Linked DNA regions of Homo sapiens: all the other regions are linked to region 2. Evidence: chromatin loops called from intact Hi-C (ENCODE). Cell type or tissue: PC-3. All regions are shown on one strand.

Region 1 (2,500 bases), 100 kb after region 2:
AGTTGACAGTAAACTCAATATGATTTCCCTTTGTATAGTAATTGCTAAGAAAAGTTAATTACGTTATTATGTATTAATTGAAATATGTGTCCAGAAGGGAGGAAAAATAATCATACAATATCCAGTTAATATGTTGTGTTGTATTTAGTGTTCAACTTACAGAGAAACTTTCACAAATTGGAATTTGTCTAAAGCAGACCACCTAGAATAATGAGGGACTTGACATTAGGTTACAAGAATAAAAGCAATAAGAAAGGGACAATTTAAGCTGTTGTTTTCAAATTTGAAGGGAGGACTCAAAGTTTTAAACTTGCCTGTAGCGCTAATCTTTGGATCAACATTAAATAAATAAACAAGTAGAGTTGACTCAAAAGATAATCAGCTTAGTTAGCTGTATACTCATTATCAGTGGGGCCATAAAAACAGATGATGAAGGTAATTCAGGAATCAGAAGTTAAACTAAGTTTTTCCTAAGACACTTAGAAGATTCTCTAAGATTTATGATTCTTTAGGTTTTAGTTGCTATGTTGTTGATGATGTTTAAATGAAATGCCTCACTCCAAGTACCTTGCCATGGCATTCTCAATTTTTTTATCTGTTACCTACCCATATATCCACCTTTGTCTTCTACTATGCCAGTCTTGAGTCTTGTGCACTTGGTGATATTTGACCATTTCTTACCTATAAGAACAGCAATTTCATATGGTTAAATCCAATAATCTAAATTTTCTCCAAAGATGCCTTAAACTTTCCAGCCTCTAGGTATATATGATTCCATTTCTGTAATGTAACAGTCCAGAACACTCTCCACCTCCACTTATTCAAATACTACTTTGTGTTTAAAGTTCAGTTTGTCCACTCATCCATGAAGACTTCTTTAGTCATTTCAACGTCTGATTGTCCACCTCTGCACATCTTTAGGACTTCTCACCCAGGACAAATGATATTGCTTTATATGGTTATTTGCCTTCTGCTATTAAGCCCTGGCTCTCACAAGTGCCATACCCAGTGTTTATCGAGCTACAGTATGACTTTCCAAACAGTAGAGGCTCAATATCTAGCTGCTGATGATACAGTTGCAAAGTTCAGAAGTGGCTAACCACTCTGCATCTGAATAGAACTGATGCTGAATGAAAGGCTATCATAATTTCTCACAGGGTCTCTGACCCATGATTCACTGTAAAATGTAATTAACATACAGTTCTCATACTTTGTAGTTAGCAGAGACAAAACTGAACATTTGTAGGTACATTCATATTAGGAAGGCTTTGGGCAGTGCAGTTACCAGGGTTATTTGTGTAGAACTATGAATTAAAGAGTTTTGCAAAGGCAGATCTAACATTCTTTTCCGCACAATGAGGTAAATCTTCCATTTGTACATTCACTCCCATTTTCATCTCTTTCTCTCCTTGAAATTTGTTTTGCAAGAACATTTTAATGCATTTATCTCCTTCCTTCAGCTTGTGAAATTACTCATGCCTGGGATGCATAATCGAGAGGTGTCCTGTTACATCCATGGGATTTGAGGCTTTATGAATCATTCCAACATCAGAAGAATGTTTGTATAAGAAGAAATAGATTTATATGAAAAAATGTATAAAGAATTTTTAACAACCCTGGCTCTTGGTTTGGGCAGGCTTACAAGGGAGAATTTCTATGTATGCAGGCAGCAAATACATAGTTGGCAACATTTAAATATTAAAATAGCTTCATGAAGGCAGGTGCTTTTTCACTGGGAATTTGCAGTGTGCATTTTCATCAATTTATCCTCCTCATTTTTACACATTGGAAAGGAATGACTTTAATCCTCAGATTAGCACATGGCAGTCCTTTAAAACTGGAATTACAATTTCTCCAAGCACACGGACATACCTGGTATGGAAAAAGGATAATTATCTTTACAGAAAAGCTACTAGGATGATTTGCCTGAGGGTGGATATGAAATCCTCTGGACATATTTCAGAGAAACAGCAATTTTTAAAAACATGATAGTTAGCTACTCTCTACTTGAAATAATGAGGTTTGTTTTTATTAATGAGAAGTTCTGGAGTTCTGTTTTCATAATGGTCGAGACATTGTGTGTGTGTGCATGTGTGTGTGATCTCTAAAATTTTATTTATACTTATTAAAATTAGGTTTTAGGCTACCAAGAATTTTTGAGAACACTAGAGGCTCCTTGTCACAATAGGAATCATCGGAATTTCAGTAAATGTTATTTAGTCTAGGGAAGCCCTTTCAAATGAAATGGCTAACACTGGAAATAATGCTGGGCATAGGAAGAGTGTGGTTTGTGGTTAGAAAGCCTGCAACTTCTAGTTCTCCAAAAGATCCTTTTTGCTGTATTCCTGTTCTCCTCATTTTTTGAAGTTTCCTAGCATATTTGATTTTCAGAAACTTTTCACAAAAATACCTGAAATTCTTTCACATAAATGAAAATGAATCATTAAATGTAAAACAAAATATTTGAGCTGTAATGGAGACCTGGGTCCCATCAAATCCA
Region 2 (2,500 bases):
CGCACCCGGCCAAGATTTTTTTTTAATTTATGAGTAGAGACAATATCCTAAAACCAAGAAACATACCTTTCCCTTTACTTAGAGTTTATTCTTCTTTCAAAAAGAGAATTTGATTGAGTTAGTTGTCCTCATTGCATCCATTAAGGGCCTCAGCTGGGCAAAGTTCTTGCAAATCTTCTCAGGCATTGTTGGTTCCCTCTCTTCCCAGCACAGCCCATAAATAACCATGAGGATAAAACGATGGAAAAGAAAAAAGAGTAAAAAATAAAATAGCCTATCAAAAGTACATAAAACGAACTCCTTAAATCATAAAATCGAAATCACAATTTCATGTGTTCTTAAATAAAACAAAAATTACAAACCTCATCAAGATGGAAACAGAAAGCTACTGCTACTAAGTCTATCATGTAAACTGTAACCTCTCATAATTTGGTCACACCAAGCCTATGGCTAATGTCGCTGTCTCAGATCCAGACATCTGTGGCCAGGAGAGCCAGGTTGCTTTCATCTACAGTAGTCAAAGCTAGAACCATAACATTTTAGTAGTAAAGAACTAGTTGTGATAACATTCTACAGAAAGGATTGTACACTTTTTGAAGGAATTTGTGCATCTATTCTAGAAAGCAAAATCTGCTGTTCTGGAAATTTGCCATAAGGTGTATACAATTGTACTTCAGCCACACAATCTGAATGGAGAGATACATAATTTGACACTCTGAGGCTGAATTCTGCCCCAAACTCTGTAATTAACTATGCAGAATAGTGAGCATACATTCATAAAAATATATTTAATTATTTATTTAAACCACATTAGTAAACATTAATTTACTGTTTGTTATAAATGTTACTTAAAGTCATTTAGAGGCATAATTTTAAAGTGCAATTTAACATTAATTTCATATCCTTTTTATCTTTTTCTTAATCATTTCGCCCTGAATCATAAGTGATATTACAAAGATATAGTGATATTTTGTTCATTCATCTAGCACAGAATTTTGCAATAGCAGCATGGCTGACACTCTGAGCTGGATAATTACTTGCTGTGGGGACTCTCCTGTGATTGTAGGATGTTTAGCAGTCCACTAGATGTCAGGAGTAACTGCCCTTTAACTACCACCAGTTGTGACAACCCAAAATTTCTCCAGATAATTGTTGAATATACATCCCACTCCCAGTTGAGACCACTGCTTTAGCAGAATGTTAAGGCTTTCCAGTTTACACATCTTGCAGTAGCTGCCATCCTAATCCTAGGGAGCTCATTGGTTATCATTGATTAAGACGTAAGACTAAGCTAACTGGTCCTTAGTTTACTTTTATAACCTATTCCATACTCAAACACACATAGCAAGAAAGAAACAGGAGATTGAGATGCTTCTAGGAGCATCCTTGTACAGTTGACGCTCTTTATGCGGGAGAAGAGATAGGTTCCTGGACTCCCCGCATGTACCAAAATCCCGCATATACTCAAATCCCAGTCAGTCTTGTGGAAACTGTGTATAAGAAACGTCAGCCTGTCATATACTGAGTTTCCAGTCCAGCCTTTGGTTGAAAAGAAATCAATGTATAAGCGGACGCGTGCATTTCAAACCTGTGTTCAAGGGTCAACTGTATTTGTGCACAATTCCAAAGTAGTATAAGGAAGGAGAATGTCTCAGCTTTCTTACCCCTCATCCCCAAAGCAGAACCTGATACTAAAGCTTTTATGAAAATGGATTATTCAGAAAAAGAACCCAAAGATAACAATTATGTTTGTTTCTTCAATTGGAAGGTGTCATTTTCTTGCCAGCGGACTTAACCTGATACTTTCTCTCTTCCTTTAAAATCAGTTATGGGCTCTGCATTATATATGTAGTTCCATGTTAGCTCCCAATAACCAGATCCAACTAACCAACTCTTAACTATTTGCATAAAATGCTGTTTTCGGTAACAAATTTCATCAGTTCGATAAACAGTGTCTCATGCAAAACAAACCATTTTGAATACAATAAAGCATTATTATTATTTATATTTTTACTTTTTGAAAGAGAGTCTCGCTTTCGTCGCCCAGGCTGGAGTGCAATGGTGTGATGTCGGCTCACTGCAAACTGTGCCTCACGGGTTCAAGCGATTCTCTTACCTCAGCCTCCCGAGTAGCTTCGATTGCAGTCGCCCGCCACCACGCCCAGCTAATTTTTGTATTTTTAGTAGAGATGGGGTTTCACCATCTTGGCCAGGCTGGTCTCGAACTCCCAACCTCAGGTGATCCACCCTCCTCGGCCTCCCAAAGTGCTGGGATTATAGGCACAAGCCACCTTACCAGGCCAAAGCATTATTTCTGAATTGAGATTTACCTTGGTTTAGTAACAGGCTGTTATTGGAAAATCATGACCGCAGTTGACTCTAGATGGAACTGTTAGCCAGGAAGTCACCAATATTCCATTTCTCATTCTCGGAATGCTTTGTTCATTCCCAGGGGGATGATTTTATGCAGTGGCAGAGTCGGTCTGATCTTCCTCTTGCT
Region 3 (2,500 bases), 260 kb after region 2:
TCTGCCTTGGCCTCCCAAAGTGCTGGGATTATAGGCTTAAGCCACTGTGACCGGCTGCTTTTTTCCTAGAATATATAGTTTGGGTTTCTTTTCCACTCGTGATGTGATTTAAAAAATTGAACCTGTTGTATATGAATGTGGTTTTGTAAACTATAATATTTGGTATCATATACTATATTTTTTTCTATATATATATATGCTACTATATAGTCATATAGTAGCATTTTTTTTTATAGCTTTCTTTGGAGTTCTTGGTCTTAGTGTCTAAAATAGTGGCCATAAAGGAATTTGGAAGTTAAGTTGTTCTTGCTGACCCAAAGAAAAATCAGATGTTTCTGTTTAGGACACTGTATGTGACAAACAAGGAAGTTTTTATTAATTTATTTTTTTGAAGAAGAATTGATGAGAGAATAATGAGAATTCCTCCAAGATTAAAAGTAAATTATAAGATCCTGTGCTATTTTAATGTAAGCCAACATTTGAATTTAATTTGACTTCTATTTTCAGTAAATTAGAGTGAAATTTTAGGGATGTCTTTATCTCCTATAGTGTGTGTTTTGCCAAGATTTATTAAGGGTAATTTTGGATTTTAGAAAATGTACAGTTTCTAAAGGCTTGTGAACGTTTTATATTGATAGAAAATGTAAGTAAGACTAGTAACACATTATTTTCTCCAAAGGATCCTGTGACTGACACAAAAAATATGATATAATATTGAATCTGCCAAAAGATGCACTGTTAATCTAGGGTTATGTTATGTTGTTATTTTATTAGGTATGTGATACTATGGTGTGAATTTTAGAATATAGGTAATTATTTAAGTAATTACTGTAATTCTAAACATCTTCTGAGATGTTTTCTCTAAAGCAGAAACTCAGCTTTTACTCATGTTTAGATAATGTGATATAGCTGTTCTAGATATTTGAGATTAGGGTTGAGGCAAATTGTTGACATATAATTAAAATGTATTTTATAACTAAAATTTAGAAGAATGGAAAAAGTTTACATTGTATTTATAAGACTTTGCTAACATGCTTTATGACATTACGGAGAAGTACTAGGAAGAAGGAGATCTTTAAAAGGAGTGATATTCTGTTTGCTTTGCTGGAGTACCTTATCAGGAAATTTGAAATCTTAGCCCTTTAATTGTGATATCTGTTAATTCTAAAACTTACACTGAATTTAACTTTGAAGGTCAACATATGGATTTTTTTAAAAACAATATTTACTCTATCAAAAGATTAGTTGTATTTTTGACTTGAGGAAATAGCTTAATCTGAACAGCACGAAACTTGACAAAAAAGTTTGCTAATACATAAATATTGGCTATTTTAATCTGTTGAAAACGGAAGGCTAGTACCAAGGGAGACGGTAGTAAAATTATAGAAGGAGCTAGTGAAAAGTAAACATTATGCAACATGAAAAGAATACTAGGGGAAAAACTGACAGAGTAGAATAACAGGAAGATTAGTCACTTCTGGAAGGAAAAAAGTAGGTAGGGGCAGGGGGATGAAGTACTTTAAACAGGAATGTGGAACTGGAAGTGCTAGGGCTAAAAGACAGATGTGAGCTTATTTGGGAGCTAAACTGGGCTTTGAAAAAGGAATAATACTGGTAGCATTTAATATCAAAATTTAAATTTTATGTTAACAATAAGAAAAAAATGGAGAAAAATTTTTGTTAGGGATTATAAAATGCCTGTTAAAATAAAAAGACTTATATTTACTCCTTTGTGGAGCTGAATTGGTTTCGGTCAGACAGCAATGTCAAATGCAAATCAAGAAAATACATTTCTGAGGCCAAGGCAGGAGATTTCTTGACCCCAGAAATTTGCAACAACCCCAAGGAACATAGTGAGACTCTGTCTCTACCAAAAAGAAAAGAAAAGGAAAAGAAAAGAAAAAAAATTAGCCAGGCATGGTGGTGAGCACCTGTAGTCACAGCTACTCAGGAGGCTGAGGTGGGAGGATTGCATGAGCTTGGGAAGTCAAGGATGCAGTGAGCCATGATCAGCCATTGCACTCCAGCCTGGGCAATGAAACAAGACCCTGTCTCAAGAAATATACATATATATTTTATCTTATATATATATATCTTATATATTATATATATATATAATATATATGTCATATATAATATATAATATATATAAGAAATATATATATAATTTCTTTCAAAACCGGTCAAAGTTCTTTTACTTTCAAGTGATGGATAAAATAAAACCATTGTGGATATCATGGGATATATGTGCTATTGGTTTGAAATAATTTTCACTTTTGCATTTATTTATCTGTCAAAGGAGTACCAATCTCTAAATATTTTAAGGATTATTTCTATGAATTCTCTAAAAAATATAAATTGTAACTGTCTATATCATACAAAAATATTTAGCAATCCTTATAACAGAAAACAAGATAGTAAACATTGTGTGTATGTTCATGTGTGTGTATGTGTGTTTATTGGTAGTCTCATTAATCCCTAGTCTCTACTGACGTTATTA

The links. Hi-C counts contacts between places; a loop is a spot of excess contacts. Peaks named below come from ENCODE experiments on the same cell type or tissue, not always from the same donor. Only the 100,000 strongest peaks of a DNase experiment are listed, where the experiment ranks them.
Region 1: it touches region 2 in a loop (2.4-fold over the local background); 8 of 110 quality-filtered maps call a loop at or near these places.
Region 3: it touches region 2 in a loop (3-fold over the local background); 3 of 110 quality-filtered maps call a loop at or near these places.

Annotation. Positions count from the first base shown.
Region 1 is chr3:152,174,193-152,176,692 of GRCh38, forward strand. All of the region lies in intron 1 of LINC02917 (long intergenic non-protein coding RNA 2917), which reads right to left. LOC101928166 (a long non-coding RNA gene) reads right to left here. Exons shown (of 3, transcript NR_136178.1): 2 at 607-681. Among named protein-coding and RNA genes, the nearest start is that of LINC02917, 30 kb to the right of the region's middle. In PC-3, no CTCF peak of the experiment used is centred here; a DNase peak (open chromatin) is centred at 1,509; H3K4me3 peaks cover 955 bases; H3K27ac peaks cover 1,806 bases.
Region 2 is chr3:152,071,052-152,073,551 of GRCh38, forward strand. No RefSeq gene overlaps it. Among named protein-coding and RNA genes, the nearest start is that of LINC02917, 130 kb to the right of the region's middle. In PC-3, CTCF peaks have their summits at 1,083 (motif pointing right), 1,289 and 2,388 (motif pointing right); a DNase peak (open chromatin) is centred at 1,080.
Region 3 is chr3:152,327,593-152,330,092 of GRCh38, forward strand. All of the region lies in intron 2 of MBNL1 (muscleblind like splicing regulator 1), which reads left to right. Among named protein-coding and RNA genes, the nearest start is that of MBNL1-AS1, 59 kb to the left of the region's middle. In PC-3, no CTCF peak of the experiment used is centred here; a DNase peak (open chromatin) is centred at 1,469; H3K4me3 peaks cover 982 bases; H3K27ac peaks cover 2,104 bases.